3 separate regions of the Homo sapiens genome follow, and all the other regions are linked to region 1. A link is a contact called in ENCODE Hi-C or POLR2A ChIA-PET data. All regions are on one chromosome and are shown on one strand. The core of a region is the stretch at or near the end of the contact, and the rest is flanking DNA. Distances in the headings are between cores, read along the strand shown.

Region 1 (3,381 bases), core at 469-2,968:
AAGCAGCTCTGAGAACAGAGCTCCGGCCACAAGCAAGGCTGCTACTTCTTGCTTAGTTATACCTGACCTGGTGCAAATAAAATCACAATCACACACTTACATGCGTATACACATATACAAGTGTGTAAAACTCTGGTTAATGTTGCAATTTTAAACAAATAAATCTTTAGCATATTTACTGTCAGGGATCATCCTTGACTCTTCCTATTTTTTTGAGACAGAGCAAGTGTTGCCCGGGCTGGGGTGCAGTGGCTCGATCTCGGCTCACTGCAACCTTCGCCTCCCGGGTTCAAGTGATTCTCCTGCCTCAGCTTCTGGAGTAGCTGGGATTACCAGTGTGCACCACATGCCCAGCTAAATTTTTTTTTTAATATATTTTTAGTAGAGACAGATTTTACCATGTTGCCTAGGCTGGTCTTGAACTCCTGACCTCAAGTGATCCACCCACCTTGGCCTCCCAAAGTTATGGGATTACAGACCTGAGCCACCTGCCCAGCCCATCCTTGACTCTTCATCATTGTTGATGAAGCTGTGTGTGGAAGGCAATGGTGATGGGAATTCAACCTTAGACTAATCTCTAGGTCTACATGTGCAGTGGTTGACTTGATTTTTTTTTTTTAACTCATTATTGGTATCTTTTCAGATGTGTAGGAAAAAAGATTCTGGATATACAAACCAAATAAACTAGGGCTTCCTCATCTTACTGAGTTGGTGTCTCTGTCATTTCCCTAGTTGTTGTCCATAACTGGTTTCCTTTGACTAAAGTAATTGTATCTGAGATTATTCTCCCTTTGAAGATCTCTCAGCCAATCTTGTTGCTGAGGGCATCAGAAGAAGATTGAGAGGGTTATACTTGTGCCTTTTTTAAAGGGTTTGCCTACAGAGTGTGGTGTGAGATGTGGGGGAGCCCACAAGGATTTTTCTAGAAGTTTCTATCCTCAGAGATTTGCTCTAACAGAGGGTAGGGTCATGGTTCTGAATTAGGCATCCTCTTGCTCATGCTGGTTAATCTGATACATTTGGACTTCAGAGTCCTATCCTTATGCCACAAATGTGGGCTAGTCACCCACTTTTTCCTTGTGATATATCCCAAGGAAGAAAAGCATCATAAGATTTAGAGATGGGGCTTCCCTCTCTGTGATTAAAAAAAAAACCTAGGTCCAGTTCAGAATGAAGAAACTGAAAAGAGAAAATCCAACCCTTTTCACATCCAACCCCACCCTGTCCCTGGGTGGCCCTTACTTAACCCATCACCCAGCACTCCCTCTAGGGAAAAGCCTGCCCAAAAACTTTGGTCCTAAGAAAAGCCTTACCCTAATAAAGAAACTGGGAGGCTGCTGCTGGGCTGCAGCTGCTTTTATGGAAGGAGCTAGACCAGAAGCTAGACTAGGGCCAACAAGTCAGGCCTCTGTAAGAATCTTCCAAGGAGGTAAGGCGGGGAGAAAAAGGATTCCTCATTTACATTGAGAGTAAACTTCCTGTCCTATTAAACAATGAGGCATTCAAAATCCGCCTGAGTAAAAGTCCCCTGATGCAATGAGAGGGTGAGCAATTTCATGTCAGGCTGTTGTTATGGGATTTATACATGTCCTAGCTAGGGCTTGAGGTGAAAGTCAGAGCCAAAAACAATAGCCCTAAACCCCACATGCACAGAAACCTCATTCCAGTGGAGTTTCCTTAAGAGAGCACAGCAGACTTTTCACAAACAAAGTGACTTCAAAGGTAGCCTTGCATCACTGCCTCCTCCACTTGACACTTCCCTTCAGCCCAGACCTGGCCCCTCTGTTTCTTGGTTTAATTTATGAGGTTCTCACACACATTGCAAAGCAATTATCTGAGCTGCTGGCCAACAGGAAGGTAATTGTAACTGAGTACTTCCTTTGTCAAACGCTGACGCTGGCCACCGCGATGGTGATGACGCTGGCCATGGCAATGGTGATAGGAGGCGTGCCGGCAGCTCAGCACCCAGTGACAGGATACCTCTGTTTCTCCCCCACCCCCAACACAATGCTGTCTGACTGAATTCTCCAGGGAGGAGGAAGCCAGTGGGTTGGAGGAATGGGGGAATTTTCTTACATCACTTGACGTGCTTGCTTTCACTCGCAAAATCCTGAGTCATGACTGAAGCTGTATTGCCTCAAGTCTCCGGCTGAAACCAGGGGTTATAGGTTTGGAAACCTGATTCCATCGGCTGCCTCTTGTCCAATCATCAGAGGAAATGTGTATTATTTCAGTTGATCCTCTTCAAGTTGAAGTGCCTTTGGATTGAGGGGATTACGTGAGGGAAGTGGCTCTGTAGTGGCTTAGTAAGCCAATGCCATGCGAGTGAACAATATTTGACATTCGGTGAGTTTACAGAAAGGGCAGTCTCTCTGTTTGTTTAAACCAAGATTAAGTGAAAGGAAAAGTTTTTCTTTCCCATCCCAAGACAAATGTGAAACACATGTTTTCCCTTTTGACTTTGTAAGTACAAGGCTCAAACAGTTCTCCCCACCCCCTTCGGCCATGAGTTTTTAAGGATTGCAGAATGTTTCCTCTCTTTGGTGGCCAAAGCCAATGTGAGCCTTTATATTTCCAGACAGTGGAGCTGATGATGATAGCCTAGTTGGTTCCAGGTAATCATGTAGGTTGTTTCTGGGCCTACCATTTTATGGGTAGATAGGATGGTAAGATGTAGTACAAGGAATCCCAGGCCTGAGTTCACTAAGCCTCAGTTTCCTCATCTACAAAATGAGATTGGTTGAACCTTAAATATCTCAGGTAATTTCTATCTTCAGAAAGGATGTTCATTCAGGTTGGTTTTTCTGGTATGTGGGGGACATTCCTAGTTGAGGTATCCTTTGCATGGGCACAAGGCAGTGTGCAGGCCTGAGGGTTGGGAGACCTCAGTCAAAGAGCCTGCCCTGCCATTGACTCACTGTGACCTTGAACAACTCACTTCCCCTCTTTGTGAATCCTTCTTATCTGAGAGAGGAGGTTTGACAGTCTTGCCCCTGACATAGCGGTTCAGATATGAGACAAGCCTGAATGAGACTGGGATGTCAAGTACTTTGAGCTCCTTGAAATGAAAGGATCATTCATCTTGGAAGATAAATTGTTAAAAAATGCTAGCTCATAACTATTTTTTTGGATTATCTCAAAAATAAAGTAAAGAAAATCAATGTTGTTTACTCTTGGTTTTCCTTTTTTTTTTTTTTTTTTGAGACGGAGTCTCGCTCTGTCACCCAGGCTGGAGTGCAATGGCGCAATCTCAGCTCACTGCAACCTTTGCCTTCCGGGTTCAAGCAATTCTCTTGCCTCAGCCTCCTGAGTAGCTGGGACTACAGGCACGTGCCACCATGCCCGGCTAATTTTTTTGTATTTTTAGTAGTGATGGGGTTT
Region 2 (3,381 bases), core at 654-3,153, 110 kb before region 1:
TAAACATGTGTGTGCCTGGTATGGGAGAATTGTATGGCCTCAAAAGCGGTGTTGAGATTACGGTGGAAGTTACTAGGACAATTTTGGCATAAGGTGGGGAAGAAAGCTTTAGCAGTGGAAACTGTTTAACAATAGAGTGACTTCACCTGGAGGTAAGGAAGGCCCATCCCTGGAGGAGTTCCAGCAGTGGCTGAGCCAAAAGAAACTGGTCTCACTTGTCTCTTTTGGCTTCAGAGACTCCCTCAGTCTACCTTAAGGAAGGAGGGGTTTTCTGGAGGATGAGTGAGGCCGCCAGATTTGCGACATCCCCCATGGGCCATTTGTGGTCCCTTATACTGGGCCAGCTTCTCTCTCACTAGCAATTGGTTCCTGCCCTCTCCACTGTCAGGAGGAAGCCTCCTCAGGGCTTCTACACTGTCATACTATTTTCAGGGACCCCTCTGGCCCCAGCTTCATCCCACAGCTCCTCTGTGGGCCTCCTTAGAGGGTCAAATTCATAAGATAGACTGTACAAGCATATAGCGAAACTGAGGATCAGAGAAGAAAGGGGACTTGCCTAATGTAGAAAGGATTTCTATATCAGACAGCAGTTGGATCAGATGTTTTCTAAGATCCTGACTGAGTTAATTGAAGGATATGTGACTCTTCTGATTTAACAACAAAAAAAATAGATAGCCTGCAATGTTTCAGGAGTATATCCTGTGCCTAGAGACATCTACCTGCAGTTAGAGAGCATGTGGTACGCTGAGTGCTGGGTACAGCCAGACCTCCAGTGTCTTCCTTCTCACCATCTCCAGGTAGATTAAACTCCTCTGCTGTTAAAGGAAAAGCCATTCAGATGGCCATATTGCCTTAAAATTTTCCTAATTTAGGATTTAAAAAATCAAAACAGATCTTTCAATTGACATGCACAGTTAAAGTAGTAGTGGGTTTTTTGTTTGTTTCTGAGAAGATCTTGCCAAATCAATGGTGTAGCTTAAAATCAGTGGTGTCTTAGAATCCAGGAAATATGGTAGTTTGTTTTGTACTCTTCTGAAGTTCCGGTTTGAGGTTTGACATTGGGGGTTTGAAACTGCCAAAGCTGTTATCTGGCATCAGTTAAAAGAACTCTGAATTTAACATGTTCCTCTGTGTATCTGCAGTTGGGAGAATGGGCATCTTTGAGTCCCTGCAGTTAGATTTTATCAATAAAGCCAGACTGAGGGTTGAGGTATCAGATAGACATATTTAATCACCTGTGAGTTCTTTGGAAACTGGTAATCTCAAGTGAAAACCTTGCCCTCTGTAAGCCTCAGTTTCTTCATCTGTGCAGTGGGGATATTGGATTAGCCATTATCTACATCCATAACTGCCAGAACTTCCTGTTGACTCAGTTTGGGCACCCTTCTGACTGGTTAACTAGAAGGCTGTTCCTCTGACTTGTTGCATAAGCAGTGCATTATAGGTGGTGGAAGGTATCATGGCCTGGGAGGTGTGGGCCCTTAGTTTCTGCTCCTGGGATGTTTGGGGGTTGCCCGGAGATACATATCCCTTTGTAAATTACCTGACCTTTTGTAAAGGCGTGGTCCTTGCTTTGCTTTTATCAGGAAAGGCAAAGAAAGGAGTAACTCATGCCCTAGTTCTGCCTTTAGGTGGTGAGAGGGGCAGCAGTTCAAGGTGGGGTGCCTTGTATCAGTGCGTTGAGGGGGCCTCCTTTGCCTGGGCTGTAGTCCTTCCTCAGACGTTCAGTTCCAAGGCTACTCTCAGGCCTGGGCACTTCCCCAGATAAAATGCACTGAAGAAGACCTTCCCTTTTGTGTCTTAGAGGCCTCAGCTCTGCCAGGGCCCCTCCCTCTGCTCTTCCAACCAGTAAAAGTCACAGTAGCACATTTCCTTCCGGCAGAGAGAGGATCAGAGACTCAGGCCTGGGCCAAGCCCCAGCCCCACTGTGTCCTGTTCCTGAGAACCTCCTCTGAGCTGCCTCCGACTCTGTGCTCCTTTCTGAGAGGTCAGGCAGCACTGTGTGCTGGCTCTTGGCTGGGACCTGACTTGTATTTGAGTCTGGGTTTTTCCACTGATTGAACGCTAAGCAAGATACCTTTCCTGAGTATCTTACCTCTCTAAGCCTGTTTCCTTGTCTGTCATTAATACCTTATTCTGTTAAGAAAGCAGAAAAAAGCACCTTGGTGCTGAGGTGTTTTCCCCACATTCAGTGCCCACCAGAATATCAACTCCATGAGGGTCAAGACTTTGTTTTAATCATGGGACGGCATCCCCATAACCCATCCAGAGGCCCTCGCCCTAGAACACTGCAACACAGTTGTGCTAGCTGCCCAGTCAGTAGATCTACAGATAGAAGAAGTGGTATTTGATGGGGCTTTGAAGTGTGTGTAGGATTTTGATGGGTGGAGACGATTTGGGAAGCATTCCAGCAAAGTTACTGGCATGAATAAAGGCTGAGAGGGAAAGGGCCAGGGCATAATTGGGGAAACTCTGAGTAATGAGTTTGGCTCAAGTAAAGAGGTGAGCATATTATTTCTGTACTCGTTTGACTAGTTTTTGTGTTCAACTCTGCACCTTGTACACCGGCCCTCTGAAGAGGCTTATTGACTAAGGCAGACCCAGGACAGGAATGCTTTGCTTTGCTGCACAGATGCAGACACTCACTCAGCCTCTGCCTCAGAGAGGTACCATGGGTCCTGGCCACATTAGGGAAGTAGGCACTTGAACCACCTGCTGTCTCTCTAGCTTATGCCTTGAGGCGGTGGATGGGGAGGTGGCGTGTTCCCTCTCATCTGCAATAGGATGGTCCGAGGTAGCAGTCCTGAAGGGAACAGCAGGGATGGTAGGCAGGAAGAATGGAGGTCTGACCAGGCTGGCGGCTGGGAATGAAGCCAGGGCCTTTGCTTCCCTTGGCACCTCTCACAGGCCCTGCCCTCTGCTCCACAGGCTGGAGGAAGTACCCCTGGAGGTGCTGAGGCAGAGGGAGTCCAAGTGGCTGGACATGCTCAACAACTGGGACAAATGGATGGCCAAGAAGCACAAAAAGGTGAGGGGCCTGGCCTCAGGTATTGGGCTGGGAGTTGGCAGCTTGGGGAGGAGGAGGAAGAGGGAGGAACTTCATCAGCTTAGGAAAGCAGAGGCTTCTATAACTGCCAGATGCCTTAGGTGTCCTCCAACTGCCAGTGCAGGACAGAAGCTGGCTTGAAGGCAGGGGGAAGGTTGGGCCCTAACACAATGACTTCAGATTCATGCAGAACATTGTCCTGGAGCTAAACCTCAAAGCCACTCTTAGCCAACAGCCATAACACAGCTTTCTTCTAGCCTTCCCAGGGGAAGGACTTAAGTGCTGCTTACCAACTATCAAGGAGGACTTTACAATACTGCCAGTAACTAGCGTGT
Region 3 (3,381 bases), core at 628-3,127, 93 kb before region 1:
ATGGGAAAGCCTCAGCCGGATTTGCACCAAGAGCCCCTCACTCAGCTTCCTCTCCTGACCAGGGCTCCAGGAGACCTGACTCTGCCCTTGAGGGCCCAGGCAGGCACTGCGGTCACAACCTGATGACTGGTGAGGGCAAGGACAGGGTGTCCCTGGGAGAGGCCCCCCTTCTGCTGAGGAAGCAGCTTTTCCAGTCAAACAATAGCGCTATTCCTGGCAGATGACCAAGCTGGGCCAGGCCAGGCCATAGCGGGAGGGGGCAGGAGAGGGAGGAGCAGAGCCTCCCTGGGAGCTTTCAGCCTTCGCCTGGGCCTGGAACATCCTGTCCTGGTACAGCTGGGGATACTGAGGCCTAGGGAGGTGAAGGGTTTCAAGAGACTATCAGGGTAGGCCACTCCACTTCCTGCCTCCTTCCCCTCAGCCCCATGGTTTCCCACTCTGTCTGCACCTGCCATTGATGAGATGGGCTCAGCCTTTGAGAAGCTCCTCCTTCCCCTAGTCCTCCAGGGGATAGGCCAGGATGTGGTGGCTACATAGTGTTTCACAGGAATGTGTCAAGCCCGAGAGTCCAGGGAGGAGGCTTAGCTTGGCTTCCATCTGCCTATGGTGGGGGCTCCAGAGCAGGCAGAGGGCCTGCTTAGGCCTGCTGGGTCCCAATCAGGCCTGAGGCCTGCTTTAGTCTACTTGGTTCAAAGCCTCACATCTGAGGCCTCAGGGTGCTCAGGCCAGGCAAGGGTCCCCTGGAGCATTCTCAGCCCTGCATGGAGCCAACATGGACATGCTGATGCCTGCTTAGCCTTGGGGGGGTCTTAGACCTGTGAAGGCCTGATAAGATCTGGGGTGTCTGCCAGTGCCGGGGGCCTCCTTGAACCTGAAGCAAGTTTAGATGTGCACAGGCTAGCTAAGGGCTGCAGGCTTTGGGGCTCAAGTTTCAGGCTTGAGGTCTGAGTACTCACTGAACCTCAGCTGCAAGGGCCTCCCCCACCAAAGTCTGAGCACTGGGCATTACTGGCTCAAGCACTTCCGGGTTTTGTTGGTATCGAGGGACCTCAAGCCTTAGGCCTTGGCCACCTGCAGCCCCCTAACCCAAAGTATGTCGCTCAGGCAGAGGTGGCTAGGATTCTACCTCTGTGTGCCCCTGGTGAGGAGCCTTCTATTTTGAAAGTTGGATGAAAGGAACAAGTGGGGCTACCAGGCCAGGTTTCAATTTGTCAGCCCCCTCGCAAGCGGGGAAGGGTAGGTATCAATCGCAATCCTGTGTTGGCGGCCCTGCCCCCTGCAGCCATGAGAGGCAGGAGAGCGAAAGGCGCCCGGGGGACAGCGCTGCACAGCAGACCTGTGCCTCTCATTGCTCCGGGGATTTGGGGGCAGCGTTCTGGTCCTAGCCGAGCTCCAGTTTGTTTCGTGTCCCTTCTGTCTCAAGGACTTCAATCATGAAACCCACGTGTGTGCCAGAAGGACAGAAACGTCCCCTCCGGGATGCTCCCACCGGCTGCGCAGCTGGCTTTCCGCGGAAAGGGCGGAGCCCAGGGAGGGGGCGCGTCAGGGGCGGGGCCTGGAGGAGTCAGACGGGGTGGGGTCTATCCCCGAGCCAGTACTAAAAAAGGCGGAGCCGTTCGGGGCGGTCTCGGTGGGCTGGCTGGAAAGCGGGATGAGGTTCTGGCGTTAGGAGGAGGCGTGACCACCCAATAGGCTTCTCTTCCCGCGGGGCGTGGCCGTCAAGGAGCCGGACGCCGCGCCTGGCTGGGCGGGTCAGCCTCGCAGCGGGCGGCGTGGACGCGGCAGCGCAGCGGCTCCTTTAAGGCTCGGGCACCACCCCCGCCGCCCCGCCTCCCGTGCGGCCTGGGTCTAGTTGGCGGCGGGGTCGGGTCCGCGCGAGCCGCGATGGAGCTGCACATCCTAGAACACCGGGTGCGGGTGCTGAGCGTCGCCCGTCCCGGTCTCTGGCTCTACACCCACCCGCTCATCAAGCTGCTCTTCCTGCCCCGCCGCAGCCGGTGCGCGCCCGGGTTCGGGAGCGCAGATAGGGGCTGGGGGCTCTGCTCTCGCTCCGGGCCAGGGTCGGAGGATTAGGATCGCCGTAAGGCAGGCAGGCAGGCGGGCGGGAGCGGGTGGGGAGGACTCTCCCCGTCCGGCCGCCATCCGGCCTGGGGGACCGCCGCCTATCCGGCCCCGTGAGGCCCCCTCCCAGGGGCAAAGCGCAAACAGCCTGGGATGGGCAATGCTTAACTCAGTAGTGTCAAATGGGGGCATTCCTACCTGGTCACTGCGGGGAGCTCCTTCCAGGACGCCTCCCTTCATGTCAGAGGGGCTGGACTAGGGGGTCCAAGGTCCGACGCCCCTGGGGCTGTCGCCGCGGGTGTGAACCTCTCCTCCCTCCAGGAGTGGAGGGGTGGAGGGTTCCTGGAGAGGTCGGGAGGCCGGAAAGTAGCCCCCAACCCCCGAGATGGGGCTAACATCCCATTGGCCTGGAAATTAAAGGCCGAGAGGGCAAGAAGGCGCCCGGCCCAGGGTCGCGGGGGTGTCTCGGGGCAGATGGAGAGAAATCCACTCCCGACCCCTAGTTCTCCACACCAAGCTGAAGATGCTCCCCACCCCCAACCAGGTGCAAGTTCTTCAGCCTGACGGAGACCCCTGAGGATTACACGCTTATGGTGGACGAGGAGGGCTTTAAAGGTGGGGGTTGGTCTGGGGAACGGGAGTACGGGAGGGGCTTGTCGTGCTCCCCTTCTGTAGGGTTCTCACCAGTTGCTGGGATCCGTCCCAAGAGCTTAAGCCTTAAAAGCAGATGGGTCGGGGTTCGAATCCTACTCCACCACTCCCTGGCTGTGTGCCCTTGAGCAAATCACTTTCCCTCTCTGAGCTGTTTTCTCTTATGTAAAATGGGTATAGTTATGGTTCTGATACATAGGGTCCCATGAGGCCTTTATAAACTTAAAACCGCTGAGGGGCACTCAGCAGTCTTAGGCCTGCAGAAGGGCCTCTGTTATGATTCCAGTCAAGTGCTGCTGTTAGAAATCCCTGGGTATTATTTCCTCCTGGTCTTACTCTCTGGTTTGGGTCACCTCCTCCCCTGCTGGTCTGGAAACTCCAGGAGTCTGAGGGAAGGAATGCAGGAGCAGGCAGCCATCTCAGGGGAGGGTCCTGGAGGCCTCCTGGCTGTGCTGGGGTGAATAGCAGCCACCCAGGCCCTGGCCCCAGCTCAGGACTGGACGCCAGCCTGGGCCCTCCCTGGGGCCTGGAGCTGACGCCTAGCTCCTCCTCCTGCTGCTGGCCCTGCCCATCCTCACAGGCTTGGAGTCTCAGGCCAGCTAGCTGGAGCTTAGCCTGTCCCCATGCTCCACTGCAGGCCTTAGTTTCCCTGTTTTTACTTCAGAAGTC

What was found. Hi-C counts contacts between places; a loop is a spot of excess contacts on that map. ChIA-PET counts read pairs that join two places held with the same protein, here RNA polymerase II (POLR2A). Pooled maps may share reads with other maps.
Region 2: a pooled map shows a loop between it and region 1 (3-fold over the local background). The contact joins two enhancer-like sites. A Hi-C loop is called at or near these places in 1 of 168 maps with a recorded cell type or tissue (posterior vena cava) and 2 of 50 pooled maps. POLR2A ChIA-PET finds 5 or more read pairs at or near these places in 4 of 52 experiments (A673, BJ, Caco-2 and 1 more).
Region 3: a loop to region 1 is called in a pooled map, with 2.6 times the contacts of the local background. The contact joins the promoter of CASTOR1 here to the enhancer-like site in region 1. A Hi-C loop is called at or near these places in 1 of 168 maps with a recorded cell type or tissue (CD14-positive monocyte) and 4 of 50 pooled maps. POLR2A ChIA-PET finds 5 or more read pairs at or near these places in 3 of 52 experiments (Caco-2, MCF 10A and WTC11).

Annotation. Positions count from the first base shown.
Region 1 is chr22:30,195,013-30,198,393 of GRCh38, reverse strand. The region is part of intron 1 of LOC105372988 (a long non-coding RNA gene); the gene reads left to right. It also overlaps a transcript of HORMAD2 not described here. Among named protein-coding and RNA genes, the nearest start is that of LIF-AS1, 42 kb to the left of the region's middle. RefSeq lists an enhancer at 1,909-2,028. Within about 2 kb of position 1,718, at least 38 of the 41 ENCODE cell types and tissues checked have a DNase peak (open chromatin) inside an H3K27ac peak, as active enhancers do; they include CD14-positive monocyte, where a contact is called at or near this core.
Region 2 is chr22:30,304,178-30,307,558 of GRCh38, reverse strand. TBC1D10A (TBC1 domain family member 10A) reads left to right here. Exons shown (of 9, transcript NM_031937.3): 2 at 2,929-3,028. Among named protein-coding and RNA genes, the nearest start is that of CASTOR1, 16 kb to the right of the region's middle. RefSeq lists an enhancer at 2,384-2,883. Within about 2 kb of position 1,903, at least 36 of the 41 ENCODE cell types and tissues checked have a DNase peak (open chromatin) inside an H3K27ac peak, as active enhancers do.
Region 3 is chr22:30,288,001-30,291,381 of GRCh38, reverse strand. It overlaps CASTOR1 (cytosolic arginine sensor for mTORC1 subunit 1), which reads left to right and starts at 1,877. Exons shown (of 9, transcript NM_001037666.3): 1 at 1,877-1,997; 2 at 2,606-2,676. The coding sequence starts at 1,885. RefSeq lists an enhancer at 560-619 and silencers at 1,500-1,939, 2,140-2,219.